2 separate regions of the Mus musculus genome follow, and region 1 is linked to region 2. The links are chromatin loops, found by intact Hi-C in ENCODE. Cell type or tissue: heart. All regions are shown on one strand. Links, peaks and the distances in the headings refer to the core of each region. The heading gives the core; the rest is flanking DNA.

Evidence for each region. A loop is a pair of places that touch in the nucleus more often than their neighbours do. Peaks named below come from ENCODE experiments on the same cell type or tissue, not always from the same donor. Only the 100,000 strongest peaks of a DNase experiment are listed, where the experiment ranks them.
Region 1: a loop joins it to region 2, with 4 times the contacts of the local background. A loop is called at or near these places in 13 of 42 quality-filtered maps.

The regions. Positions count from the first base shown.
Region 1 is chr15:74,753,410-74,768,910 of GRCm38, forward strand. It overlaps Ly6d (lymphocyte antigen 6 complex, locus D), which reads right to left and starts at 10,158. Exons shown (of 3, transcript NM_010742.1): 1 at 10,100-10,158; 2 at 9,342-9,440; 3 at 8,647-9,179. The coding sequence starts at 10,151. The coding sequence ends at 8,947. In heart, for the core only: a CTCF peak has its summit at 7,465 (motif pointing right); no DNase peak of the experiment used is centred there; H3K27me3 peaks cover 3,018 bases.
Region 2 is chr15:74,910,162-74,925,662 of GRCm38, forward strand. It overlaps the pseudogene Gm6610. Among named protein-coding and RNA genes, the nearest start is that of Gm39556, 8.6 kb to the right of the region's middle. In heart, for the core only: a CTCF peak has its summit at 9,502 (motif pointing left); DNase peaks (open chromatin) are centred at 9,620, 11,410 and 12,520; H3K27ac peaks cover 1,363 bases.

The DNA.
Region 1 (15,501 bases), core at 4,177-12,176, 160 kb before region 2:
TCCAATGGCTGACAAGCAGTTCTTACCATCAAAAGTGTGCCACTAAATAATTGCTCTATGTAGCTAAAATTCATTTTATTTTTATTGTGTTTCAAAAGCAGCCAAATTTTAATAGTTCTTCACGAATCCTACTTTTTTTCCTGTTGTGGGAGGAAGAAAATAAAGTCTGTAGTAATAGCGAAGAGTGCATAGGGCATTCTTCCAGCAGGTGCATGCGCACATACATACAAGGGGCCTTAGAACTAAGACAAACACACCAGAGGAGTAGGAGCTGGGAGGTAGAGGCAGGTGGATTTCTGTGAGTTCAAGGCCAGCCTGGTTTACAAAGGAAGTTCCAGGGCAGCCAGGGCTCGTTACACGGAGGAACCCTGTCTTGAAAAAAAAAACAAATAAAAATAAAAACAACGGAGACAAACAACCAATAAACTCTAGTCCTTGAGAAAACATACCCGTTCCTCCAAACCATCCACAAAGACCGTGTGGCAGTGCGCAGAAATAAGATCGGCTCCCATAGAGTCATATGCTTAAATATTTGGTCCCCGATGTGGGCAGGGGGTGGGGACTAAAAGGTGTGCTCTTTTTGGAGGAGGTGTGCAGGTGGATGAAGCATCAATCCTGCATGGGGGTGGGGGAGAGAATTGAGGCTGAGCTCTCAGCTCTTCCTGCCTCCGTGCCTTTGCTCCTCCACTCCTGGGCTCCACCTTTCTGAAATGGTAAGCCAAAATTAAATGCTGTCTTTTATAAGTTGCCTTAATCGTGGTGTTTTGTCCCACCAATAGAAAAGTAATTCAGAATCTGTAGATTTCTTTTGGCAAGATAGCCATTTTTACAATGTTGATCCTGCCAATCCATGAGCATGGGAGATCTTTCCATCTTCTGAGATCTTCTTTAATTTCTTTCTTCAGAGACTTGAAGTTCTTATCATACAGATCTTTCACTTCCTTAGTTAGAGTCACTCCAAGATATTTTATATTATTTGTGACTATTGAGAAGGGTGTTGTTTCCCTAATTTCTTTCTCAGCCTGTTTATTCTTTGTGTAGAGAAAGGCCATTGACTTGTTTGAGTTAATTTTATATCCAGCTACTTCACCGAAGCTGTTTATCAGGTTTAGGTGTTCTCTGGTGGAATTTTTAGGGTCACTTATATATACTATCATATCATCTGCAAAAAGTGATATTTTGACTTCATCTTTTCCAATTTGTATCCCCTTGATCTCCTTTTGTTGTCGAATTGCTCTGGCTAGGACTTCAAGTACAATTTTGAATAGGTAGGGAGAAAGTGGGCAGCCTTGTCTAGTCCCTGATTTTAGTGGGATTGCTTCCAGCTTCTCTCCATTTACTTTGATGTTGGCTACTGGTTTGCTGTAGATTGCTTTTATCATGTTTAGGTATGGGCCTTGAATTCCTGATCTTTCCAAGACTTTTATCATGAATGGGTGTTGGATCGTGTCGAATGCTTTATCCGCGTCTAAGGAGATCATGTGGTTTTTGTCTTTGAGTTTGTTTATATTATGGATTACGTTGATGGATTTCCATATATTAAACCATCCTTGCATCCCTGGAATAAAACCTACTTGGTCAGGATGGATGATTGTTTTAATGTGTTCTCGGATTCGGTTAGCTAGAATTTTATTGAGTATTTTTGCATCGATATTCATAAGGGAAATTGGTTTGAAGTTCTCTATCTTTGTTGGATCTTTCTGTGGTTTAGGTATCAGAGTAATTGTGGCTTCATAGAATGAGTTGGGTAGAGTACCTTCTACTTCTTTTTTGTGGAATAGTTTGTGTAGAACTGGAATTAGATCTTCTTTGAAGATCTGATAGAACTCTGCACTAAACCCACCTGGTCCTGGGTTTTTTTTTTTTTTTTTGGCTGAGAGACTATTAATGACTGCTTCTATTTCTTTAGGGGATATGGGACTGTTTAGATCGTTAACTTGATCCTGATTTTATTTTGGTACCTGGTATCTGTCTAGAAATTTGTCCATTTCATCCAGGTTTTCCAGTTTTGTTGAGTATAGCCTTAAAATGGCTATCTTGCCAAAAGCAATCTACAGATTCAATGCAATCCCATCAAAATTCCAACTCAATTCTTCAACGAAGTAGAAAGAGCAATCTGCAAATTCATCTGGAATAGCAAAAAACCTAGGATAGCAAAAACTTTTCTCAAGGATAAAAGAACCTCTGGTGGAATCACCATGCCTGACCTAAAGCTTTACTACAGAGCAATTGTGATAAAAACTGCTTGGTACTGGTATAGTGACAGACAAGTAGACCAATGGAATAGAATTGAAGACCCAGAAATGAATCCACACACCTATGGTCACTTGATCTTCGACAAGGGAGCTAAAACCATCCAGTGGAAGAAAGACAGCATTTTCAACAAGTGGTGCTGGCACAACTGGTGGTTATCATGTAGAAGAATGCGAATTGATCCATTCCTATCTCCTTGTACTAAGCTCAAATCTAAGTGGATCAAGGAACTCCACATAAAACCAGAGACACTGAAACTTATAGAGGAGAAAGTGGGGAAAAGCCTCAAAGATATGGGCACAGGGGAAAAATTCCTGAATAGAACAGCAATGGCTTGTGCTGTAAGATCGAGAATTGACAAATGGAACCTCATGAAACTGCAAAGCTTCTGTAAGGCAAAAGACACCGTCAATAAGACAAAAAGGCCACCAACAGACTGGGAAAGGATCTTTACCTATCCCAAATCGGATAGGGGACTAATATCCAATATATATAAAGAACTCAGGAAGGTGGACTCCAGAAAATCAAATAACCCCATTAAAAAATGGAGCTCAGAGCTAAACAAAGAGTTCTCATCTGAGGAATACCGAATGGATGAGAAGCACCTGAAAAAATGTTCAGCATCCTTAATCATCAGAGAAATGCAAATCAAAACAACCCTGAGATTCCATCTCACACCAGTCAGAATGGCTAAGATCAAAAATTCAGGTGACAGCAGATGCTGGAGGGGATGTGGAGAAAGAGAAACACTCCTCCATTGTTGGTGGGATTGCAAGCTTGTACAACCACTCTGGAAATCAGTCTGGCAGTTCCTCAGAAAATTGGACATAGTACTACCGGAGGATCCCGCAATACCTCTTCTGGGCATATATCCAGAAGATGTTCCAACTGATAAGAAGTCACACATGCCCCACTATGTTCATAGCAGCCTTATTTATAAGAGCCAGAAGCTGGAAAGAACCCAGATGCCCCTCAACAGAGGAATGGATACAGAAAAATGTGGTACATTTACACAATGGAGTACTACTCAGCTATTAAAAAGAATGAATTTATGAAATTCCTAGGCAAATGGATGGACCTGGAGGGCATCATCCTGAGTGAGGCTACCCAATCACAAAAGAACTCAAATGATATGTACTCACTGATAAGTGGATATTAGCTCAGAAACTTAGTATATCTGAGATATAAGATACAATTTGCAAAACACATGAAACTGAAGAAGAATGAAGATCAAAGTATGGGCACTTTGCCCCTTCTTAGAATTGGGAACAAAACACCCATGGAAGGAGTTACAGAGACAAAGTTTGGAGCTGAGACAAAAGGATGGACCACCTAGAGACTGCCATATCCAGGGATCCATCCCATAATTAGCCTCCAAACGATGACACCATTGCATACACTAGCAAGAGTTTGCTGAAAGGACCCTGATATAGCTGTCTCTTGTGAGACTAATGCCAGGGCCTAGCAAACACATAAGTGGATGCTCACAGTCAGCTATTGGATGGATCACAGGGCCCCCAATGGAGGAGCTAGAGAAAGTGCCCAAGAAGCTAAAGGGATCTGCAACCCTATAGGTGGAACAACATTATGAACTAACCAGTACCCCGGAGCTCTTGACTCTAGCTGCATATGTATCAAAAGATGGCCTAGTCGGCCATCACTGGAAAGAGAGGTCCATTGGATATGCAAACTTTATATGCCCCAATACAGGAGAACACCAGGGCCAAAAAGTGGCAATGGGTGGGTAGGGGAGTGGGGGGGGGGGTTATGGGGGAACTTTTGGGATAGCATTGGAAATGTAATTGAGGAAAATACCTAATTAAAAATATTTTTAAAAAAGAAAAGTAATTCAGACAGACCATATTCTGAGCCATCAAGTAAATCTCAATACATGCATGGGCAAGGATCAAAATGACTGGAGAGATGGCTCAGTGGTTGAGAGCACTGACTGCTCTTCCAGTGGACCTGGGTTCAATTCCCAGCAACCATATGGTGGCTCTCAACCATTTGTAGTGGGATCAGATATCCTCTTCTGGTGTGTCAGAAGACGGTGACAGTGTACTCACACACATTAAATAAATAGATAAATAAATAAATAAATAAATAAATAAATAAATAAATATTTTTAAAAAGACAACTGGGAAGAAAAACAAGCTATGTTATCCTATAATAAAAGACCATAAAGCTAGAGAAGGAAGGATAAAGAATAACATCCCAGGTTGATTTATGTTAAAAAAAATAAATCATACCTTGGATGGCAATGGACTTTGATTAAAAGTCTGTGGCAGTGGGGTTAGATAGAAGGCTCAGTGGATAACACTCCCTGCTATACAAGCCTGACAACTGAGTTTGATCCCTGGAGCCAATTGCAGAAGGACAGAACCAACTCCCAAAAGCTGTTCTCTGACTCCTCTGCTGTGGTGTGTGTGTGTGTGTGCCTGCACTGTCTCCCAAGTAATAGAAAAAACACTATCAATGACAACAACAAAGATTTAAAAATTATCAGAACAAAATTGTTACAAATGTCCAGAAGCCGTGTAACCGCACATTTCTAAGTAACCCAGGGGGGCAAGAGTAGCATCAATCAGGAAGTCAGAAAATATTCCTGGCAGATGGAGAAGACACAGCCCATCACAGCCTCTGATGCAGTCACAGCAAGATGCCCTGAAAGCATTGTTGTAGCAGATGCACAGGAAGTGATGTTGCAAGCGGGAGAATGGTCCCAGGTGAGAAACCGGAGTCGGTGCAAATCAAACCCAGAGAGGGCAAAACATAGCAAAACATGAGCAGAGCTGGAGAGACAGCTCAGTGGGCACAGTGTTCCGTGTCCAAGTCTGAAGACCTGGGTTCAGATCTCCAGCACTGTGGAAAAGCCCGGCTAGCCACTGTGGATGCTGAGTGTCTATGCACTGTTAGATCAGAAGGCGCCCTCTGAAGAAACGTTATTCTGAAATGATGTTTGGAGAGACACCTGAACTTCTGCGCTTGGGAAAACAAAGCAGGTTCTGTTGCTCAGAAAATGAATACCTGAAAGATGGACTAAGTGGTGTCTGTCTGAAAACACAGTGGGAAGGGCAGGCTGGTGGGGGGGGGGTCACTGGGGCTCCCTAGCCAGCCAGTCCAGCCAAATCTTCCAGCTCCACTTTTCAGAGAACCACTTTGAGTCAAAAACATTTATGGTAGAGAGTTATAGGGGAGATACTCAGCATCAGCCTCTGGTCTACACACACACACACACACACACATACACACACACACATATACACACACATGCATACATACATACTAAAAGCAAAACAGGGAAGAAATCAGTGAAATAGAAAAATCAAAACAGTAAGAGAATTGGTCAATTCTAAGGCTAGTTCTATGAGCATGCCCAGAATGAGCACCAGCCCCCTTTTGTCCATGGCTGGAACAGATAAAGGGCTTGCCAGAAGCCAGACCCAGGTGAATGACTAGAGGAACAGGAGATAGGCAGTCTTTATGTTCTTTGTGAGAAATAGGCTATTAGTCTGAGCTGCCAATGAGACTATAGGTCACACCCATTGGGATGGTGAGGACAATAGATGCTCTGGGTAGGCTGGCCCTCTTAGAAGACACGATCAGTTGGGTTTTGAAGTTTCCCTACCTGATCTTTGGAAGTTGTGCTTGGTTGCCTGGTGTGTCTTTTACTAAAGCAAAAGAAACAGTGTCTCTCCTTGCCCTAGGTAGGTCAGAGATCTGCCCAGACCTTTTCGTGGCCGCTAGGTGCCTTCCTGAGGCTGCTTCTAGCTAGGATCACCACTGGGGCCTTCTGTTGGGCTTGGGCTCCTGTAGGAGGAACTCCAGAAATGAGGGACTGGACTGCCTGCTTCCCACTGACCCCAGGCTCTGTACACACACACACACACACACACACACACACACACACACACACACACACACACACACACACGGTTGTGTGTAGCTGGAGAGAGCTCCCAGCTTTGTAGATACTGCCATGGGCTGGCCAGCCTGGTCAGTGGGGGTTGAAATTAGGTTAGATTAGGTCTATGAGTGCCAGAGAAGCTGTCCAGTGAGATCATACAAGGGAAGCAGAGCTGAGTTTGAGATGCCTGTAGACTTCAGGTGAGAAGACAGAGCTTGGCTGGGGGATTTGTCTGTTCTGTGGCCTCTTGCCAGCCGCAGATGCTGTTGTGTTCCATTGGAACCCCAGTTAATTTAAAGATTTTTATATTTGTGAGTACACTGTACATTGTTGCTGTCTTCAGACAGACCAAAAGAGGGTATCAAATCCCATTACAGATGGACCATGTGGTTACTGGGAATTGAACTCAGGACCTCTAGAAGAACAGTCAGTGCTCTTAACCACTGAGCCATTTCTCCAGCCCCCTTGAGTCCACTCTTTGATGGTGGCTATGCAACCTTTCCCTGCTAATTGAAACATGCAGAAGGGAGGCTTGTTGAGACTCAGGACATAGAGGGGGTTTACAAGGCTCAAGAAGTAAATAAGTCTCGTAGGTCTCAGGAAGCCCCAAAGCTCACAAGATTCATCAGCTCCATCCCCCCAGGCTTCTACAGGTAGAAGACAGGAGACTCTATAAGGATGAACCTTTCATGAGCTGTCCCCCAGGCTGAGGTGGGAGTTTTCGTGACATGGCTGCCTTTGAGTCACCCATGTCTTCAAGTGACCATTCACACACATTCCTTTACACAGCCTCCAAAGGACCTAGATAAATTGTTCCTTTGCCATCAGTGCCATGTCTGGGGTTCATATCTCACCAGAAAAGGACACACAACAGCTGTCCTCTACATGTCAGCTGTGGCAAGCCATCATAGACCCAGCTGATGACACTGGTTCTTCCTTCCATCCTGGAGCTAGGTGGTCTGTGGGCTTCCTGATTTCTGGGGTGGGACTACATCCTTTCCTGTCTCCAGGGAGCTGTCAAGGGTCTTCATCACTAGCATTCCTATGCCTGACCTGATAGGGGGGCACTTAGGAGTCACTTCCCAGCTCCCAGACTGTTTCCACACTTGGAAATGGTTAGAACTTCAGTTTGGGCTTCACTAGCCCTCTTCTCTGCCTAACTCCCATGTGCAGGTAGCTTCTATGCCCAGAATACTGCAGAGCACCTGCAGAGAGGAGCGGGAAGTGTTGCGAATGGAATGTGGCTAGCCTGGCAAAGAATTCCCTCCTAACAGGTGTCTTCCGCCGCTTGACTCTGCTGACCACAAGGGGGTGCACTGGCACCAGGCTTGGCCCTCAGCTCCAGGTATGGCAGTCACAGGGAACAGCCACCACACAGCAGCCAATGCAGGGTGTCTCCCGTGTCTCTTAGAAAGTTTCCCAATTTCTTGGGTTGGGGCATGTTCCTTCTTGCCTTTCCCTCCATCTCTCTTGCTCATGGTAGATGAATGTCCTACAGTGTCTGGTAGACAGGGTGGTGGCTCTAGAGCAGACCAGCTTCCATTACAGACAATGGTGGCTGGGCGTGGGAATCTGTGTAAAATATCCCAGGCTCAGCAGATCCAGTCAGCGCCTTGCTCTACGTGAGGACCTGGAGAGGCCCAGAGAAAGAGACTCACTGGGTGGAGGTACCAGGGCTCACCCCAGACCAAGCAGTAGCTTACCTAGACATTGAGGCTTGGTGGCTTAGGGAGTTTCGATCATATGCCACCTCTCACAGCCCTCTTTCGGAAGCAGGGTGTTTAGTCTTCTTTAAGGATCAGGGTGTAAGTGCATAAAGAGAAGAGGGACCCTCACTATACCACTGTCATCTGCAAAGGGCAGGGTTTGCCATATAGGCCCACCTTCGTGGGCATGCAGGATAGTAGCTACAGTGGAACGGGCTAGCCTGCTTAGCAGCAAGGAGGACTGCATGTTTGGATATCTGCTGAATACCTGTACCTTATCCAACCACACGGCCTCACCCTATTCAGGAAACTACAGAAATCTAAGTAGCACCCAGGGCCTAGGCAGCATCAGGAACCTATTTCATGGGAAAGCAAGCAGTGGGCCTAGATAGACGGTCTCTAGGGCTGTACTCTGCTTAGGGCCCTTCTAGTCTGCATCTCGTCAGCTGGTACTGAGTCACACCTCCCACCCCAACATACATTCATCTGGAAGAGTCCCTAAGGAGTGAGTGAGGTCCTGGTAGCTGGACTCACCTTGGACCTTGGCTATGTGCAGTGCCCTTGAAACTCTATGAGGAACCTTGGGGAAACAATCTCAGGGTTGAGGCCTGGGTACACTGTCCTTCCTCCCCACATGGGACTTGGAGAGAGTTTGCCCCTTCCAAGATGGAGGTGCCTTTCAGGTCCAGTGCCAGGAGCTACTGCATGCTGCCCAGGCTTGCCCAGGGTAACATGTACCAGAAAACTTACTATCCCACTCACGACTCCACACAGCCACAGTATTGTTAGATCATTTATTTCCAAGTAGAAAAAAAATAACTGGAACAAGTACAAAATCAGAGGGGTGGAAGCATGTCTGTCCCCCATCTTCCATGCTGGGACACAAGCCACATCTTCCTGTCCTGGGGGAGGCACTGTGCTATATATGTCATCAGCTCTTGGTGCCCACCAAGACCCAGCCCCAGCCTTGAAGGGTATCCCCCAGCCTTAGCGCCTGGTGCCTCCATCATGGCTAAAGCATGGGCCGTGGGGACACTGACGACTAGAAGGGAAGGGGCAAGGGAAATTCCAAGCAGTACATTACAGGCAGAGAGCCATAACAGTGAGCAGGCTGAGGCTCGTTGCCAGGCCCAGGGTGACACTGCTGAGCAGGGCATGTCCAGGTGCAGCGCTGACCAGCCTCTCGTTGCATAGGTCAGTCTGGCAGCATTGTGTGACCTCGGAACCACTGCTGACATGGCCCTGCTGGCTGTAGTCGGAGGTGCATGAGTTTGCACACTCTTTCCTCACCAGGTTCCCATTCAGAGGCTCCACTGCACACAGAAAGGAAAAGGGCATCAGGCCTGACTTAGTGTACCCTGGCTCCCACCGAGCATCACCCACTCTTGACCACCACTTTCACCACGACTGGCCCATTCCCAGGATCAAGCCTAGGGCTGATCTCTTGGCCCTGAGGGACTTGGGCTGCCACTCACCTGAGGTGACGGTTTTGCAGAAGTAGAAGTTGGACGGGCAGACCTGAGGGTTCTTACAGTTGGCACTGTTGGTGCACACGTGACATCGAAGTGCCCAGGCTGAAGGATGAGGGTTATTGAGTCAGTCAAGTAAAGGTCTTTGCCCCAACCAGAGCCTTCGGAATTTGTCACCCTAACCTCTGCCCCAGATGCCACAAAGCTCGTGCCTGTGTTTGGCTCAGAGGGTGTCTAGATATTCCTTAAAGCCCTAGAGAGGACATTCTAGTCAGTGCCACCCCTGGGCAGAGGTGAGAAAGCAGAGGGAGTACGGAGAAGAGAGACTTTTCAAGAACCTCAGGAGATTCCTGGTCTTTGCTAAGTGTCCTCCACACCAAAGGTCTGAATTCTGAAGAGCCCGGAGAAAGAGGGACTTGACCACCCTAGTGTTGCCCAGGACAGATAAGAGGTGGCAAAGGCAGTAAGGGAAACCTCTCAAGATATCTCCAGCTCTCCTCTCTCTCAAAATGCCCCTTTTCTAAGAGTTAGTGCAAAAATTGCCTGATTCTGAAATAGTGTGATTTTAAGATCCGGTGAGTTAAGATATCAAACTCATTTTGTTTTAAATGTTAAGAGCCAAGCACCCCTAGCGTTCTCCGAGCCTAAATTCCATCTTCCCTCATTTGATGACATTCTGTCAAGCCCAGCCTGCCTAGGGATGAGTGTCTAGCATCTAGACAAAGCTATCCACCCCTTCCCAGCCCCCAAGTGCAGCCGCTCACCTGGGCTAGTGGCCACAGCCAAGACAAGGAGGACGAGCAGAGCTGTCTTCATCCTAAACATCATCTGGAAGCACTGGGGACCCTTTCTCTCCCCAGATCTTATAGATGAGACAGGAGCTGTGGGAGGATCGAGGGCAGGCCAGAAAGCAGCATGCAAATCAGGTCCACCCCACCCTTCCTGGCCCCATGCCCTCAGTACAGGCTTGGCTTCTGCCACCTGGAGGGACTGGAGTGCCTGGTCCCCTCAGCCCCGCAGCCTTCCTGAGCAGGGTTGGCTGTGGTCAGAAGCCTGGCAGACCATTCTGGTTCTTGCTCCAGACACTGGATGCTGTTGAGTCTCCATCCCTCCTGCTGTTGTCTCTGCCGCTCTCTCTGGCTCTCCGTTTCCTTGTGGATTGCGTGCCTGTACCTGGGTCACCTTGTCTTTGCCTTTCTGTTTCTGTCTGTTACTCTCGGCATCTAATCACCACTGGGTAACTCTTTCAGTCACAGCCTATGCTGGAAGTCTCAATACCTACAGGTTGGGAGGCGCAGAGCACCTTCTTCTGCTCTGGGCTCAGTGCATCGTTGACCCAGTGGGGACTTGGATCAAGGACCCAACCCCAGGGGAAACAAATGGTCCTTGTGGAGGTGACTGTGGGGTCAGGAGAGAGAAGTGAGTCTCTGTGTGTGCTGGGTATGGCCAGGTTAGGGCTATGAAGATCCCAGATCAAGTGAAGCAAAGCTATGGCTACTTGTTGGGGTCAGCGGACAAGTGTCCTTAGAACTTTCATGTGGTTCTTCTTGAGGCAGGTTTTGGACTTGGCAGGACCTGGAATCTGGAAGTCACTTGGATAAGAGCCCCTGGAGAAGGTCCAGCTCTGTCCCAAGCCTTCCCCTGTGTTGCTAGGTAATATCTGCCTCCCCTGGATTTGCTTATGGCACCTGGAAGGCCACAGGAAAGGCCTGAAATTCAGGGTCCCTGCTTCCTTGGAAAGGCCCGTACAGCTCCAGCCCCTCTTCCCTGAATACATCAGACATAGGGAGAATGAGTGGGCAGAGGGATAGGAGGGTGGTTCTGAGCCTTGGGAACAGAACTTGGGACTCCGTGACAGGGCGGTGACAGAAGAGTTGGCAAACAGGGGAAGATGAGTCATTGGAAAACTGCTGGAAAAACAGGTTTGGAGCTACTCCTGGGCTCAGTGGAGTTCTGGGGTCTGGGAATGAAGGGCAGACAAGAAATGGGGAGTCTGGGCCTGAGATTGAGAGCAGGGTGCAACAGGCTTCACACTTACACCCTGGGTAGGAGGATGTATCGGCATGCTTGCTTGCTCCCAGGGACCTCAGCCTTCATGTTGGGTCTTGGATCTGTGAGATCCATGGTGAGAAGGGTCTTTGTCCTTGGAAGATCTGCTAGGAGGATGTGTCAGCTGTCTGTTCCCAGCTGTGCTCTATAGAAGTATAAAAGAGCCACATACTAAATTTGTCCTTAGAAGACTCTGTGATTCCGGTGGCAGGAGCACTTGTGGGTATTGAGGCACTCAACAAGGGTCCTGTTGGAGGTGGCCAGGCTGGAACTTGGAGGCAGTTACACATAGAATGGGCACAGGCACCATCAGTTCCCTCACTGTCTGCTGTCCGTACCCACTTCATGCGGAGCCACTGCTTTGAGAACATGGGCCCTCTAGGTCCTGGTTCACAGCTTCCGGGGTCTGGGGCTGAGATCTAATTTCCCCCTTGGAGATGTTGGCAGAAGAATATTGCCCAAGAAGTGGGATGAATGGGACACAGGGCAGGGAACACTATTGTCTGCCCCTCAGACTTGGCTGTTCCCTTATCTCAGCAGGACTGGCCAGGAAGTTGAGAGACAAGCCTGGACTTCTGTCTGGCGCAGAGGTCACCCTGCTCATGTCTCTCCCCCTTGCATTCGTGGCTGAGACACAGAGATAACAAGAACCACGTGAGCGGCTCAGAAGAAAGGCATATGGGTGAAGAAAGAGCAACAGATCACCACAGCTCTTCTGAAAGTACAGTCCAGGGGTCTTTCCGGGCCTGAAGAGGGCACTCAGTAGACAGGTCAGATCCCTAGGCTGAAGGTATTCAAACACCTTGGGGTATAAGGTGTAGGCACACTCCAGGATCTCCCAAAGCCACCCTGTACTTCAAAGCAATTCATTCATTCATTCATTCATTCATTCATTCACTCATTCATAATACTTTGTAAGGACCTCCTGTACTCTAGTCACTACTTGTATAAGGGACCCTGGGGGAGGAGAGAGGCAGGGCACAGTTCTGTGCCACAGACTAGTAGGAGAGAGGGACACAGATATCATTGCTCTGTGTAGTGCACTGAATGAGTAGGGCAACTAGAGAGGTGGGGGCGGGAGCACTCTTGGAGTACTGAATGACCTACGTAGATCTGTCTAAGCTGGGACCTGAGGTTGGTGCCCATCAGCTGGTGAAGAGGACCCCACCAAGGGCCCCAGAGTCTTGGCTTCCCACGCCACACCCTAATGCTAGCTCTTTTTCTGCAAGGCCTTGTAAATTCTCGGTGAGTCAGACAACAGAATGAGGAGTGTTTCCCTGGGGCCCCTTCTGTCCTTAATCACATAGGTAGAGCCTTGGATGACACAGAGATAGGCAGAAAAATCCTTGTCAGCATCACTCAAGAAAAGGAGCCATCACTTGGCCTCTAGACCTGGGGCTTTCCCTCCACAGTCCTTTCTCCTGGCACAGGAGTAACCTTTATGCATGGAGCCACAAACCTAGACATGGGTACTGCTTACTTGTCTGGCGCCTGGCATAGCCTTCACACACCTTAAATTATTCTTGGGGGCCCTGGCCACCACCACCAATTGGCTAGAGGCACCTTCTCCCGCCATTCGTCTGTCAACCATTCATCCATGAGCCAGTCATGTATCCATGTACACATTCATTCACTCATCTATTTTCCATCACCTGTTTATTATTTATTCATTCACCATCTATCAGTCAATCATCTAACTCTGTCCATCCATCTGTCTATTTACTGTCAAACTATCATTTATGCACCCTCTATTTTCTACCCATTCATTCACTTATCCATCCCTCAATCAGCTTATCTATCCATTTATCAATCTATCATTCAACCGTCTCCTATTATCCACTTACTTGATAATCTACTTACCAGTCCATCCATCCATCCATCCATCCATCCATCCATCCATCCACTTACTCATCTGTCCACCTGTTCACTCATCCACCTATCCTTCACCCACCTATAAAACTACCCGTTTGCCCACCCATCCATCCTCTATCCATCCACCTATCCTCCTGTGGATCTATGTATCCATCTGTCCAGTTATCTACTCTCTCTTCCACCCATTCATCTACCCACCCATCTTCAATATACCCATCTGTCCATCTATCCATTCATCTATCTGTCTGTCTGCCTGCCCACCCATCCTGTAAGTATGATTTGCAGAGTATCATCCATGCTTATGTCTTTATGCTGGACACATGGGAATATAGATGTACACAAGGCACACACAGAGCTCAGATTTTCATGACATCCAGTAAAGATCGCAAAATGAGTTTCGAGACATCAAGTATGAACAAAACAAGTAGGTTAGGACAGCATGGGGAGTGATGAAGGCTTGCTGGGTTGAGTGGTCCAGGAAGAGCCAGTGGGCCATATTTTGTTAGCAATGAGGACAGACTTGAGATGAGTTCAGTTGTAAGATTAAGTAATGTGATGCCTCCCTTAGTCATAACACCAGTATGGGTGATTACATCGAGTGCTAGCCAGTTTCTCACCTGCGCTCCATCCCCAGGATGAGGTCTTGACAATCCCTAAGATACTTCCAGGACTTTTGGGTGAATTCCTACCCCACCCATCACCCCCTCCCCTATGACTCAGTGAAGACTTGCTCTCAGAGGAGTCTCATCGAGCTCTCCACCTATCCCAGAAAAGAGCTACTTGGTCTGCAGCATCTCTGCCCTCCAGGCCTTCATCCTTAGCCTATGACCTCCACTGATGGTATCTGTTGTTGGGAGACTAAAAGTTGCACTAGGAGAGAAAGCTGACATTGTCAGGGATGGGAGTCAAAGTTGGCAAGACTAAGGGCGGCAACACAGGAGCCTGTGACACATGGGTAACTTAGGGGATAGGAGAGGACTTGGGGAAAACAACTCCAGTTCTACCCTGAAGGGAAAGGGATGACTTCCCCACACTGCTGCCCTATTGACCTGTCTGTCATTAGTGCTACCCTTGGAGAAGGTGGCTGTCCTCACATGATGGATGGGAGGCTGGGCTCTGCTCCTTCATCCTCGCGTGGTTGAGGCTAGATCAGGAGGCTCAGCCAAGTGCCCTCAGGATCCCACTTTGATGCTGGATCCAGGGCAAGGGCCTGTTGCTCGTGAGGAGTTTGCTTGGTGCTGTAGTCTTCTCTGGGTGTGGGGATTGTCTCAGGACAGGGAGGAGGGTCCTAAGTTCCCCTGCCAGGGATCTCCCAAGGAGCATGCTGTCTGCACCCAGAGTTACATAAGAGGGAGGAGTGGACAGGTCCTTGGAGTGCAGAGACACCAGTGCCCAGAGTAGAGGAGACATCATATAAGAGATCAAGTCAGATGGCCAGCTGGGGAGATGGAAAGAATTAGAGAGAACTTCTCACTGGCTGTCACAATGGGCTTAATCCTGGGGCTAGCCTTCCATTTCTGGCTGCACTAGGACCAGCCTTAGCCCTGGAGAGTTCTAGTTGCTTCTTCCCCACCCTGGCCTCTGTTGAGCACTTGGGGAGCCAGTGCCTCAGTGGTTCCTTGTGTGTACCAACCTCTTTCATCTATACCCTCTGCAGGCCCTGGGGGCTCCTATCTGGCTCTCTCTACCTCTCAGCCAACCCCATGACCCTCAAGATTGAAAGCTATGCCTATGTCCCCAACCTCACCATCTTCCAATCACTTCTTTCCTAGAGCCAAGGCCTTGACCCTAGACATGGCTGGATGGTGTCCCTCTTCTGCTGACCTAGGTGCTCTTAGGATCAAGCCCAGTCTCCCTACCTTATCCTCCCAGCCTACCATCCACCCATTTGCTCATCCACCTATCCTTTACCCATCATCCATCCTCCATCCATCCACTTATCCTCCTATGGACCATCCATTTGCCCAGTTATCTACTCACCCTTCCATCCACTCATTCATCTACCCATCATCTGTATACCCATCTGCCCATCTACATCTGGCCCACTGGCTCTTCCTGGACCACCCAACCCAGCACAGCCCCCACCACTCCACCTGCTGTCCTCACCTATTTGTCTTCATGGGCCTTGTTTATATTTGATGTCTCGAAACTCACTTTGCTGTCTTCACTGAATGGTGTCCTGAGAATCTGAGCCTTCCTAGGCTGGCCACTACACTTCCCATTGCCCGCTTTCTCAGGGGCTCTA
Region 2 (15,501 bases), core at 4,590-12,589:
CCCTCTGTCAGTCTGTGGCAGACCAGAGCCTTCCGGCTGATGCAACCATGACTTGTCTGTCTCAGGAAACATTGGCTGAGAACACACCTGCCACACAGAAACCATGCAAGCAGAGGGAACCAGATGGACTCTCTCAGAACCGCTAAGTGTTCTGGCTAAGAGAAGTGGTCTCCCAAACCCAGCTTCCACCCTCAACTCCTAAGCCAGGGAGAGGCTGAGAGAAGGCTCAGGTACATATCAAGAAAAGGAGAAGGCCCTTGATCCTCCCCCTGAAGTCATTCACTACACTCCCAGGACCACAAGACCATGGGATCATGGGAGGGCAAGGGCTTTTTGCCCTCCATCCTTTCTGGGATCCCCCGAAGCCTTCTGAAGTGAGATTCGGAGCCTGAAGGTCCTTCACTCGCCGGGACTTTGAAGGAAGAGGCTTCCAACTCCCAACCCAGCCCATGTGTACACAAACATACACTCAAGGCCAAGTCTTGATTCTCTAATCCCCAAGCTTCACTTTGTGTTGAAACAGTTCTGGAGACACAGGGACACAGACCCTCCCACCAATGGTAGTCAATTCACAGTTCTTCGTCACAGACCCAGAAGGAGGAGAACCTCCCAAGGGCTCCCAGCATGGGTGCCTATGGCTCAGTGTCCCTCTGTCAGCTCATCACATCCAAAATCAATTCCCTCATGCTGAGATTCCTCCCCCAGTAAGCTGCTACACCACAGTTAGCAAAGCGTTATGCACTGAGGGAAAGCTTTGGTAGGATTCTAAAGAACTGGAATAAAGCCAGGAAGGGCCAGGAAGCAGGAGTGGGTGGGTTGGGGAGCGGGGCGGGGGAGGTTATAGGGGACTTTCAGGATAACATTTGAAGAAATGGAGAAAATATCTAATTAAAAAGTTGTTTAAAAATAAATAAAAGACAGAAGGAAATGGCAAAAATAATCTATTCCAGAAAATAAAAATATTAAATATATTTTTAAAAAGTTGAGCGTCGAGTTTGGGGGTGAAGATGTTAGTATTTCCCTTCGTGGGAAGGCCCTTCTGTACTTTACCATCAAGAGGAATTTGAAAATCCTTTCAGGCAGCCTAGAATTTATTACAAGATAGATACCATTGTGTGAATTTAGGGGCTGGTGAGATGGCTCAGTGGGTAAGAGCACCTGACTGCTCTTCCGAAGGTCCGGAGTTCAAATCCCAGCAACCACATGGTGGCTTACAACCATCTGTAAGGAGTGTCTGAAGACAGCTACAGTGTACTTACATATAATAAATAAATAAATCTTTTAAAAAAAGAGAGATTAAAAAAAAAAGGACTGAAGGTTTGTCCCAGAGACTGTTTAGTGCTCAATGTTTTGCTCACAAGTGACTATGAACAGATTCTCAAAGCAGCTCGGCTACTCCCAGCCTCAGTTTGCTTGACCTCGGTTTCTGAGGTCACTCCTAGTGCCATCCCCACACCAGGTACAGCATGAGCAGAGTGAGCCTGTGGGGATAGAAAATATTCAGGGAAACATGCACTTGACCTGAACACACCTGGCTAGTGTATGCATTGCGTGGCATTAGCTGTCATCTACAGAATACAAGAAGCATAGGATGCTGCAGGCCCTATGTGTACAATGCACCAGCCCATGTGAGGGACTTGAGCAGACACGACTTAAGATATCCATGATGTCCTGAGGACACTGAAGACTGACCATGCCATTAAGTAAGCCAATGAGAGAAGCAGGCACAGCCTTCCTGAGACCCAGTCACACATTTCCACTACCCAGTGAAGGCCTGGCCTCGCTCACAGTCTCTCTCCTGTTTGATTTTCTTCACTCGCAGTTCTGAAGCAATGGCTAATTTTGATCATGAAGGTATAGCAAACACGCTCGCCCAGCACCAGGAATCCTCTTCCCCCTAAGCAGACCAGAGATGTCCTCTGTACAAAGGCTAGGCAGTTGGACAACATCTCAGCCCCTAAGTACGGTAGCAGCTGCAGAAGTCTTGAACCAGGAGATCTTGTGAGACCCCCGGGACCAGCTAGAGGCTACCTCCTCCCTGCACAGTGGGCCACTTGGGTAGTGGGTGGAAGAGCTGGGTCACCTCCCCAGACATGCAGTCAGGTGGAGACATAGCCAGCATAGAACCCATGCAACCAATGTCACAGCACAAGGCTCTGGCCACCAGAGAGACACTGGGCAGAACTTGCTGAGACCCACCCCAGAACTAGAACTATCAAACACAGCTGCTCAAACACATGTGCACATACATGAACAGACATTCAGGCATGTACACAGATGTACACACACTCACAGCATGTCCATAAATACATGCATTCAAGTACATACTCACAGGAACACATACCAATAAATACTTGTACACTCACCTACACACAATACCACACAATACCACACACACACACACACACACATACACGTTTAGAATATATCATTTTAATACATCTAAAGGTATTGACCTAATAGCTAAATATTTACTCTCATTTAATGCCTAAAGAAGTTATCCTATATTTCTTAAATAGCTGAGTCAAGGAGGGTAATTTTCTCTTTTTAAAAAAAGTGCTTACCCGGCTGGGGAGGCCAGATGAATGACACCAAAGCACCCACCCTGGGCTGGCTGGCCTGTGGTGGCCCTAAGAAAGCCACCAAGCACCTGCCACGGGCACCACTGTGATGGATGGATGTATCATGGAGGGATAGGAAGGATGGTAGAGAAAGCACAGCCGAGGAGATGATACACGGTAGAGAGAGGTGAACTGGAGACTTGTCGGTGGTGAGGAACAGGCAAAAGAAGAGGTTTTTGGTCAGATCCTGGCCCAGTCTGTCACCAAGGGCCCTGTCTGGCTCCATGGCTCTCCTCCAGCTTGCGTCTGTGTCAATGTCTGTGTCCTGAGTTACCACCAAAGGCCAAGCGTCTGTCCCTGGTATGGGCTGCCACCAGAGACCATGTGGATATCCGAGGGCCATGCTGCCATGGGGAACATGCTCATCTGTGCTACCAACTGAGACCATGGAGACATTTGGGACCATGTTGCTGCCAGAGTCATGTCTGGGTCTGTGGTCCGGTGGCAGTCAGGGTCTGTGTTGATGTCTCAGGCCCATGTTACCACCACAGGCCATGCAGATGTCTCTAGCTGGACTGAGGCACTGTGCTAGGCTGGCTCCAAGGTCATGAGAGTGAGAGAGCTGTCGCTGCCCCTCACTGGCTGCAGCACTTGGGAGAGCAGATCCTGCACCTCACCTGGGCAGCTCAGTAAAGCTGGCCCTGGTGGCAAAGGTGTACATGAGCTTACCCCAAGGACATGAGAGCAGGAGAGCTGACCCTGCCCCCTTGCTAGCCAGGGTAGTGTCGGAGAGCTCACCCTGGAGGTATAGGTACAGGAGAACTGGTAGGCTGACCAACTCAGCTACAACCTAGGCCCAGATCTAGGGTTTTGAGTTGACCTATACCAACATCTACCCCATCTATGATCTGCTGGAGCATGTGAAAGGGCCGGTCCTGCAGAACCAAAGCTGCAGGATCCCCACGGCACAGGGCAACAACAGGATATCTGAAAGGAATTCCTAGGAGGATCTAGTACTGATAGTGTAGCAGAAGTCAGGGGCCTGGAAACAGACCAGTGATTCATTGCAGTGAACGTTTGCAAGTGAAGATGTGGGGACAGAGGGTGCACTGAGGAACACACCGTGACACACTCTGTCTTCCGTGGCAATATGTTTTGTTTTGCTTTTTAACTCCTATTTTATTTTATGGGTGGAGGGAGGTTGTAAGGGGGGGAATGGTGGATACGAAGGGATGAAGAGATGAGTGGGATTCAGGTGCATGATGTGAAATTCACAAAGAATCAATAAAAAGTTTTTTTGTTGTTTTGGTTTTTTGTGTTAATGTTTACATTAGTATGTGCGCGCGCACGGGCTTGGGAAGTAGCAGCAACACCACACCTGCTGTCAGGGCTCTTTCTTATCTATGAAGCACTCATTCCTCAGCTCAGAGCTTACATTCACTCACTTCCACAGTCCCCTCCCCCACTAAGTAAAGCGTCCCTTTCAGCTCTGCCAGGTCTGACCCCCTCTCTCCTTGCTCCCATGTCCCCTTCTGAAGCTGTCCAGGGCAAAGGGTGGGTCCCTCTCAGGAAGGGGAGGCTGGGAAAAGCTGGCAACCGCCTAGATCTGGTCAGGCTGCTGTCCAGAGATTGGTTGTCTGTAACAGGGTTTTAGCAGAACCTTTGTATCTGGCATGAATCTGGAGTGGTGGCCTCTAAGCTTTGAGGTAGCCTTTTGTCACTGATCATTTTCTGGAATTTTATGGAGTTAGTCTTTTGAAGGGTTCTCATAGCCTTTGCAAGACAAAGCCTGGCAAACCAGGATGAGAACTGCTTAGGAGATGAGTCTTTTAAGACAACCCCTAGATCAGATAAGAAGCTTTAGTGTGTGGAAATTGACTTATGCCTTTTGTATAACAATAAAAAGAGTTAAGCCTGGAGCTGGGGGAGGGCAGAGCAGGTGGGGAGAGCCACATAGCGGAGACAAAGTGGCAGGGGAGTCAGAGTATGGGTCGCTCAGAAGCCATCCCCAGAAAAAAGGCTAACAGGCATATACTATACAGATGTCTCCAAGTCCCCGAAATAATTGTTCCTTTCAGACAAACTTTCTGGAAGCTTTTCCCTGCTCTGGTGACCAATGTTTCCTTGGGTGACAGTTCTGTAGACACAGGCAAAGAGCACGGTGCCAAGAAAGGTACTCAGTCCTTCCCTCTCACCTCCACAGCCAGAGTCCACACCATCCAAAGCTGGTGGGATTGGAAGCAGCCTGCCACCCTCTTGCCTGGACTGCAAGGGCTTGGCTTCTCACGCAGAGGCCAGGGGCCACCAGACAACTCTACCTTGGTGTTCTCTCTGGACATATTCAAGTGCTGGTAGGACCCCTTGTTTTTCTTCCTTACTAGGGTTGGACTTCAAGCCCAGGACGAGTGGGAAGCAAGTATGGAAATCACAAGTTCTGAAGGCCCAGTTCTGAAGGAAAGTGAGGGCTTGCCAGAGCTCCACACTCTTCATTGCTAGGATACAAGGCCTCGCTGGGCAGCACGATCATACTATCCACCATACCACCGACCCTGTACTCTCTCCCTTTCTCTCTCCTCTGCTCACAACATGTATAAACACATTGCCCATGGCCTAACACATCAGCCACAACTTATACACACGCACCCCCATATTCATTACTCACACACACCCAGTGTTACACCCCTCACATGTACATAAACATATCCCAACCACAGCTTGCACACACATACACACACACACACACACACACACACACACACACACACACACACCACACGGCTCATTGGTCAGTGGTGAACAGCAACGATCCACCTAGTGAGCTTTCCCAGGAGAGCCCAGCCTGGCCACCCTCATAGACAGTGTGGGCTGATCCACCTCAAAGCAGAAAGTCAATGTCTGAGAAGACTGACTTCATTAGATCATGTGTGCATCTGTGTGTGGGCCTCTGTGTGTGTGCACACACCCTATAATTATAGCTGTGCACCTGCATGCCCAGTTTGTAAAGTGCTAGGGATAGAACCCAGAGCCCCGTGTATGATCTACTAAACTTCATCCCCAACCCTGAAGGTATCACACTTCTGTAGAGCCAAGCACAAGCCACCTGCCACAGGCACATTGTCAGGATACTGGGTCATGAGTTCTTGGCCAGAGGCCTGACCAGCATGAACAGTGCATAGTTCGTCCTAAACTCAATCGGAGTGGCTGGTTCTTATGTGAAGGTCTCATAACACATCCAGCAGTCCTTTGAGTTTGCCTTATGCATGTTTCTATACTGGCTCTTGACACAGCTTGAGGTCCAAGCCTGCAACAAGTGGCCTTTGGTGCTTATCCATACTGTGGTGAAGGTTGAATAGCCCCTCCAAGCAGAGGGCGCAACACTCAGTGTTGACTGGTGTTCTGAGCTGTAACTACTAGAGTATATAGCAGCATATGTCCCAAGGCCCGAGAACTCCTGGTCTGACATTTGGTTCTAAGCAGAAGGTGATTCTTGATTAAAGATCAGGGGAAAGAGAAAAGTCCATTTTGTGCAGCTGTCTGTCTCACTGTCCCCTCTGAGGTACCAGCAGTGCGCAGCTCAGACTGTTCTTCCAGAGAACTTTCTGTGGGAGTGTTCAGCCTTTCCCAAGCCCTCTGCATGTCTCAGCCAACAATGGAGTAGGGCAGGCACCAGATATGGCCACTAGACAGAACCCCAAGAACCTTCTGCCCCTTTTACTATGTGGGGCAAGTAAAGCAGCCCTTGGCAGACCTTACATCTACAGAGGCCTCAATCTGGTGCCAATCCAGAACTTAGCACCATCAGCTCCTATTGGTTATCTGCTACCCAGTCTTAAAGACTGAAGACTGGGCAAACTGGTGTCAGGAATGGTGTGGGGCTGTGACAGATGTTGCATACGTGGGAACAAGATGATGGACAGACTAGAATTCTGAGCAACAGCAGTAATCCCATCCTTCTGGAGATTGAGGCAGGAGGATGCTCAGCTTGAGGTCAGCCTGAGCAATAGAATGAATTCAGGGAGACAGAGTTAAAGGCAGAGACAGAGAGTTTTAATCTCTGTCTCTTTAGTCCATGAAACATATTAAAGTAGTAAGGCAGACTATTGAAGACCATCCTAACAAGTGCCCACCCTTGTGGGATTGTAGGTGGGGTATTGGTCTCAATTCTCAATTCAACATGAACTAATAGTGGTTTAGAGCCAAGGGATAGAAGACTTGGTGGATGAAAAACCTAAAAAAGAAAACATCAGAATGCAGAGGACACTGGCAAGCCAGGGTCCCTAGATGTCACCTGAAGGATGCAGATGAGGAACCTGCTCAGATATGGTGTGGAGTCTCTTTTTTTTTAAGATTTATTTATTTATTATATGTAAGTACACTGTAGCTGTCTTCAGACACTCCAGAAGAGGGAGTCAGATCTCGTTACGGATGGTTTTGAGCCACCATGTGGTTGCTGGGATTTGAACTCCAGACCTTTGGAAGAGCAGTCGGGTGCTCTTACCCACTGAGCCATCTCACCAGCCCAGGTGTGGAGTCTCTTAATAAACTTACATAGCAGAGTCCAGAGGAAGAACCCAAAAGAGCCCAGGTTTCCGAGCCAAACTATAATATATGGTTAAACCATGAGTCTTTGTCACCTTAAAGGTGATTCCTGTAAGGACTCAGCAAGAAAGGAGACAGAGATCATGGCATGGCCATGGTTGCATGGCTGGGAAATGTCAGCCAATCCTCTGAGGAGCTGCAGAGTGAAGGGGGACGCGGCTGGGAACTGGAGGAGCCACTGCCCTCATTAGAACGTGGAGAAGAGCTTGGTCTAACTCTGTTCCTATCCCAATATTTTTAGAACTTGCAAGTGAAGAATTAGATATTCAGCTGAAGGCATAACTGAGCACTGTGTGGCAGGCATGGACTGATGCTTTTGAAAGCTTAGAGCAGACTGGAGAAAGAAAAAAAAAAGGATTCCAAAGTAGAATTTTTAATCAAAAGAAGAGAAGTGTAAAAATGTACAAAATTCTCCACCTACTCATTAAAGAAATGGGAAAAGTTGCTCAGGGAGAGCAAAAGTGTGGAGCCCGATGGTCTTGCTACAGTCAGGAACCATCCATTCCCAAGAAGGAAGAATGATCACAAAAGTATCGGCAAGATCACCCAACAGCCCCTCTGTCACAGGCCTGCAGTTTCCGGGGGCCTTAGAGACAAATTTATTTCAGGTGTTGGGGAGGGAAGGGAACAGGGGTGCTGTCGCTTGCTCAATCCCATATCACACAGCTAGCTTCCCACTCCACCACTTCACTCCTCAGCGGCCTATGTAGTCTTCCCCAAGCCTCAGTGCTATAATGGCATAGCTGTATGTCTGCCTACACTGCAGAGGGTCCCTGTGAGCTTTTAAAGCTAGGCAGACCCACTGTGGGAACCAGTCCAGATTGTCCCAGATACTACAGTTCCCCACAGAACTGGACGGGGCTGTGTGTCTTGCTCCTTACACAATACCTGAATGTGGACAGCGTGGTCCTCAGGCATGGATAGACCTGCTGAAGGCACACCCTCCCCCACTGGGGGCCATGCAGCAAGATCACGGACAGAATTCTTGGAAACATCCCGGACACCTTCCCTTGCCTCAGACTTCAACAATCCTACAATAATCACAACAGGATACTGGTATACCAAGCCTGCTGCCCAGTTTCGTGCTTCACCGGGAAGAGATCCAAGGCTGAGTAAAACAAAGTAAGCTCGGTGTTACACCCTTTAGGAATTTCAGGTCCATTTTATCTGCCAATTAAAAAGTTTAAAGATGGGGGGTCGGGCAGGGCTCGTGGATCCCAGACACAGTAGACAGCAACAGGCACAGGGAAAGTACCTACCAAGCAGCCAGGGGATTCCAAAACTGAAACCCAGTCCTCTGAGAGGTCTTGGGTTTTTTTTTTTTTTTAAGTGGTTTTGGTGGTACAGAGTGGAGGCATATTCTACAACACTGCCACTTCTCGTTTTCTTTCTGCCTCCTTCTCCGTAGTGTTCTCGGAGCTGAGTGGAGTGCTCAGCACTTACTTGCTACCAGCACTTCAACCCGTTAGGACTGTGCTGCTCTGGGGAATGGAGGTTTTGATCAACAGCCCCTGGGCTGAGGGGAAACCCTTCCTCCATTTCCTACCTCTAGCCAGAGCTTGACTGAGATCCTGTGTATGGCAGGCCAGACTCCTGCAACACCCCCCAACTTCTTACACAAAGTTTCCCTTTGTTATTGTTATCATGAGTTTTGAGTGCTTTTAAGGGCCTTATGGGGCTAAAAGAGTGGATCAGCAGTCAAAGAGCTCTGGACGCTCTTCCAGAGGACCTGACTCTGATTCCCGGCACCCACATGACGGCTCACAACCCTCCTGTTCCAGGAGATCCAACGCTTTCCTCTGACCGGTGTTGGATACAGCATGTATGTGGTGCACAAGCCATACATGCAGGCAAAACACCCATACACATAAAGATAAAAATGGAACATTTTTAGCTGTAGCCCAGTGGCTGAGCACTTGCCTAGCGTGTTCTAGTATCTGACTATAGACACAACACCTCAGAAGAGAGGAGAAGACTGGGGTGGGGAGAAGGGAGCTACTTCTCTTGACAGCTTTTTGCCCAAAATAACAGCCTCAAGATTCCCTCTTACTGGCCCTTGGTCCTGTGAAGGCTCTATGCCCCAGTATAGGGGAATGCTAGGACCAGGAATGGGAGTGGGTGGGCTGGGGAGCAGGGGGGAGGGGATAGGGGATTTTCTGAGGGGAAACTAGGAAAGGGGATAACATTTGAAATGTAAACAAAGAAAATATCTAATTAAAAAAAAGATTCCCTCTTACTTTCTAATTCAAATGACATTTTAAAAATGCTGCAGGCAAGATAATACCCATAGTTCCCTTGGTTCCTCTGCCCTCTACTGGTGAGGTCTCACCCTTGAAAACTTTCCCTTCCCACCAAAGTCTGAGTGTGCACACAGGACACTCCCACAGGAACGGGCGTGTGCATTCTGGTCTCCCCCAGCAGGAGGGGAATCCTGTTGGTCTGCATGGGATAGAGTGGTGACTTCACAGACAAATCCCTGTTCTAAAAATGTGATGAGGCCAAGAAAGAGAGAAAGCCAACAAAGCGGCTGGAGGTGCCCTTGCTGGCTGAGCACGGCCTGCAGGGAGGGGCCCACGGGTTCCAATCACACCCGGTAGAGCCCATGTTGCAAGTGATGGGGCCCTATCCCTGCTGCCTTAGTTAGGGTTACTTTCCCTGTGAGAAAGCACCATGACGAAAAGCAGCTTGGGGAAGGGAAAGTGAAGGGACTGAGGTAGCAGAATAAGCTCCATTTTGTTGAAGACTCCATTCTAAGTTAATTTGCCCTTAGAGAGGCATGGCCACTACCCTGTGAGGTCTGAGAAAAAGCATGAAATGTCCCTGGCAGTTGCAAAATAGACACAGCAGCTGCAGCGAGCTGATAACAAGAGAGTGGACTAAGAAAACATAAATCAGCTGGGCAGTGATGGCATATGCCTTTAATCCCAGCACTTGGGAAGCAGACGGATTTCTGAGTTCGAGGCCAGCCTGGTCTACAGAGTGAGTTACAGGACAGCCAGGGCTACACAGAGAAACCCTGTCTTGAAAAAAAAAAACAAAACAAAACAACAAACAAACAAGAAAGAAAGGAAGGAAGGAAGGAAGGAAGGAAGGAAGGAAGGAAGGAAGCATAAGTCTTTCCTAGGTCAAGATGCTCCTTTTGGAAGTGTGGTCGCTCCTTGTGGTATAACCAGGGTGCTGTAAAACAATTAGCTTCAAGACCAACATTCCTTTACCCTCTCATATAACGACAAGGCTTAGAAACCCCTGCCTGCAGCTTTTCCCTGTATAAACCCCCTTCACCTACACCTCGGGGCCCATTCTCCTATCCCGTTACATCAGGAAGGTGTGTGGCCCAAGTTCAAGCTTGAATAAAGACTTACATGTGCTTGCATGGGAGTTATGGTTCCAGGTGGTCTCTGGGGTTTTCCTAGTCTGGGTACCACAAAAGACACACTTCACTTCAGCTTCCCCATCATTGTCTGCCATTAATGGAAGTCTGGGCAGAAATTGAACCAGTAATTTGTTTCTCTTCCTGTTGCGGTTATGCAAAATAAATCTTTCACTTCTCATTATTACTTGTCGTTTTAGTGGTGTGGGAGTCAAGGCCTAGGCTCTGTCTCTAACGGCACCTACCACAGAGGGAGCATAGGAAGAAATCAGTGAGAAGATAGATTCAGGAGGAAGCCAGAGATAGAGGGCTCAGGGGCACAAACCCCAGGGGCTCATTGCCTTCATTCAGTCTTCTACCTCCTACCATCTCCCATTGATTAAATCAGAACCCTCAGGATCTAACTGTTTACAAACGCCTCACCTTGAGTTTTACTAACCTGCCAGGTATTTCCTGACCTAATCTAGTTGACAACCATCAGGCACCCTAAAATCTGTTTGGGAGAAGAGTTTCCATGTGGGTATTCATTTGTGGATCTGAGGAACCATTTACTGGATAATTGTGCTATCCAGATAGTTGGAGCTGGACCTCTGGGATGACTCAGCAGATGAAGGCACTTGCCTAGCAAGCCTGAAGATGTCGATGCCATTCCAGTAACCCACCGAAAGGTGAAAGAACAGAGTTAAGCCCGCAGAGCTGTCCTCCTAGCCAATGTTGGGATAGACACCGAGCTTCGTACGTGATGAACCGTGACCACAGTGGAGGTGTGGGGGTTGGGGAGACAGTAGAAACAGCACAATAACTTGGCAGAGTTGGAGTTTTCCTGTTTCCTTCCACAGTGGCTTGCTATTCCCCACCCCTTCTGCACCCCCACATCCACTGAATATCCCATCAGCTGTGCCTTCTGCCCCACTGGGAGCAACTTCAAGAAGCTCTGACTGCAATATCCTGAGTTCCACCCTTCTTTCTCCTGTGGCCCTAGGCTGAGAGAAGGCAAGAGCCATGCAGTGTGACTCACAACCCTGGCATCTACTAATCATAGTCCTAGGGAATATTTTATCATCCGTCCCTACTATGTGGAGGGTTTGTTTCTCTGTGTTTCTTATATTTACCTTATACCCAATTGCCAAACATGTCTTCCTGGTTCCAAGAGTCTAGTAAACAGCTCTGGGGCCTTTCCTGGGCTTGGTTTAGTTTTGTTTTGCTTGGTTTTGTTCTTGTTGTTTACCCACTCGCTACTTACTGCTCAGTCTAGCCTGGAACTTGCTGTATAGACCAGGCTGGCTTCAGACTCACAGAGATTCCCTTGCCTCTGCCTTCCAGAACTTAGAGATGTGTTGTAAGTATATGCCTTTGTTTTGTTTTGTTTTTGTTTTTTCAAGACAGGGTTTCTCTGTGTAGCCTTGGCTGTCCTTCTCATTTTGTAGACCAGGCTGGCCTCGAACTCAGAAATCCTCCTGCCTCTGCCTCCCAAGTGCTGGCATTAAAGTCGTGAGCCACCACTGCCCGGCAAGTATATGCCTTTTAAAGGTAAATTGTTTTCACTTGCGCAGAAGACACCATGACAAGTGGCCGGTGTTGGCAAAATAGTTATTGCCTTTATTACCAATAAAGGTTTAAAATGTATCCTTTATTGTGGTACATGGTTCAGTAACAAGCGAGCTGAACATGAATTAATTCGTGACATTTTTCTTAACTTCTACACACCCATTAGGCAAGAAGTCACATGCTTTATGCAATAAAATGTGAGAGGTAGTTCCCATTAAATAGTACTCCCATTAGAAGAATCAGTCCAGAGCCCACAGAGGTCATGTGGCAGAGTGACCTCCAGAGACTTCAAAGCCAAGGCTACTAGGAATGCTGTGACTTCAGCTATGCTCCCTGTGGGGTCACACACGTACTAAGGAAAGCCAGCCTGAGGACACAGGGCCTCCCTGCAGAGAAGACAGAATGCAGGCCTCCAGCTAAGGACCGTCACAGCCTGGCCTGCAGCAACTGGTCTGTGTGTGGCTCTCTCTGGGCATCAGCTTGAGTAGTGTCCAGAAAGTGGTAAACGGCCCCTTGCACTGTGTCTTCGAGGGCACCAAGCAAATCCTGAGGTAAAAGCTATTACCAGTAGCTTAACTGGGCTTTGAGAATCACAGCCTCAGACAGCTCCAGCTGGGACCCAATCTCTTGCTCTCCAAACAGCCTGGGAACTGCCATGTGGCTTCCCACTTTCTGGAAGAAGTAGAGACCAAGCCTTGGTCCAAAGCAACTAATGTACTAAAATCTGGCCTGTTGGCAGCCTTACAACAAGTGGAGAAATACAACCAGGTCAAAAAAGATCCAACACTTACCCAAGCTCAGCTACCAACACTGTGGCTGGCAGCAGCCCCGTGTGTTTCTCGACTTCAAGACCAGGTTAGTAGGAGCATTCTCCTACTGGGAAATTACTCACTCCCACGGGAGGCTGCTGAGGGCATGTAGGTATCCACATCTAACCTAGTTAATCCTGGTGGCTTTGCGGGATGCACAATTCGCCTTTTGGTCTCCCAGAAGCCAATGGCTAGTTTTTATGCTGGTGGGTTACTCAGTCGCTGCCATCCTGTCCTGCTGAAGGAGCTCAGCCTAGCTGGGTACCACGCAGCAGGCAGAGCACAAGGTCAGCTCTCCGGGATCCCAGCACCAGCGCCTGTCCCCAGGGGACTCCTCTTCCATACCAATATGAAGACATCTTACAGACTTTGAAGATTTGCCTGGAAAAAGGAACTCCACAACAGAAGATGAGGCCATCTGCTAGGCCAGCCAGGGGTCCTATGGACGGACAGCTGAGAGCCCTTTGAGATAAAATAGCTCGCTTAGAGGGGACAAAGCCAGCCAGTTCCCTTAGCAGAGTGAGTTCCCTAATATAGCTCTCCTGTCTCTGGGCTGTGATTTCCTTATGGCCAGGGAAGTAGGGCAGTAATGAACGCTGCTGCCACTAGAGGGCGCATAGGATCCTGGGTTGGGGAAGCAGGGAGGAGGAGGGCTCAGAGGGCTCAGGAAGGCAAGTGGGGTACAAAAGGGAGCTGGGAGAAGGAGGTCTGTAGAAGAGCCTCTAGAAGTGGGGTGGGGGGAAAGCAGCCAGAAGGAAGAAGACAGGAGGAGGCATATGAGATAAAGCTCCCTGGGAGCTGAGCCAAGAATCCCAAGGATGCAGAGGTCATCCGAGGGCAGAGGACAGATAAAAACCAGACACCACCTAATGGGATGGGGGGAGGTACTCCCACCATAGCTGGAGAATCCAGAGACCCTATCTCCCATGAGTTCTGATATCATGAAGACTTTATTGAGGAGACTGGGCTCTACTAGGAGGCCAGAGGCCACACAATCTGTACAAAGGGCGTGGAGACTCTTGGCAGAGTTCTGGCCCCTTTCTTCTCTGCGTCTTTAGGAAACCAGAAAAGGAGCCAAACTGCTGTGAAATCCCCATAGCCCTCAAGAATAGTTTCTACTTTAGTTAAGAATAAGTTTCGGGGAGGTTCCAAGGCTTTGCTTGTGCAGATCAGGCTAAAGGCCGAGTTCAGAGGAGGCCGACGAGAACCTGAGTCCCTGGCCTGCAGTCTTTTGACTTTGGCGTCCTCTCTGGAAAAAAAAAAAAGATTTCTGAGCAGGAAGTCAAGTGTGGCCACTTTTCTGAGGTGCTGGAGGAACCTTAGTCTGTGTGTGAGCAACAAGTGTGGCCATCAGCGCCTGAGCGCTTCAAGGCTGAGGCTACCGTCAAAAACAATACATTAAAACCATTCACCTACCCATTTCCAGAGACAAGGTTCCTTCATGCAGGACCCAATGTGTATAAGTTCAAAATCAGATATGGCAACAGTATCAGAAATATAAGATCTTGCAAGTTTTACAGAGAAGACTTTGGGGGGAGGGGGCGAGCAACCTTGTACCAATTCTCAAACACACTGTGTAAGAGGAGAAGAAATAGAGGATAAGGGAGTTATCATCCAGGAGCTGGAGGGTTCTATCCGTGCAGTCTTGGCAAACATGGACAGCCTGCAGCCCTTTGTTACAGAACACTTCATTGTATTTCCCTATAAAAGCAAGTGGGAGAGGGTTTCCCACCTGAAGTCTAAACATGAAGAAATCATCCTGACCCCCTGACCCGTTTGTTTTTACTTTGTATATAGAGATGAAATGGTTTGCTGAAGACCTGCCTTCAGGAAACCAGCAGATGATATTCCTCTTGAGCTGGTCCTAGCTGGGAAGGAAGCAGAAGAAGCCACAATGATGAAGTGGAAACGGAAACTCGTGGAGGAGCCCAGCTCCCCTAGCAGGCCAGGGTCACACGGGGCCAAGATGGAGACTTCTAGTGAAGCTTCCAGCAATAAGAAGCCTCTGAAGGAGAGCAAGAGGAGCAGGGACGAAGAAGCCCAGCAGGAATACCAGGATCCCCCAGCTTCTAATGCCATTGCTGTCAAGGAACAGGGTGCTATGTTGGGGCATGGCCTACAAGGCTTGGTTGTCCCTCCACTGCAACACAGCAGTCCACCACCCCTGAAAGAGCCAGGAGCCAGAGGCTTCTTGAGGTTTCTAAATGCTCTCTTCCCGTTCCAGTACTTCTTCAAGAAGAGCAGTCAGTGAGCCTTCCAGGACCACAGCACGGGGCAGGGGTCAGCATAGAAAAGATGTCCTCTTGCAGTAACTCCCCCTGAGCTACCACACCTTTTTTGCTTTTGTTTTATTTTTTTTTTCTTGCATTTATTTTGAGACAAGTGTTATTGTATACAGCCCAGGCTGGCTTCAGTCTGTGCCTCGGCTCCCAGTGCACTCTCACGTGCCATCCTTTTCTCCTGACCCCGGTCAAGGTCATGGGGACAAGGGTACCAGACCGAGTCCTCCCATGAGTTTATCCTGTTGTTTGCCTTTGGTGTTTCCTATGCAAACCAGTAAGAACAAGGCTAGAGAGATGGTAATTGAGTGCACACTGATATTGCAGAGGGCCTG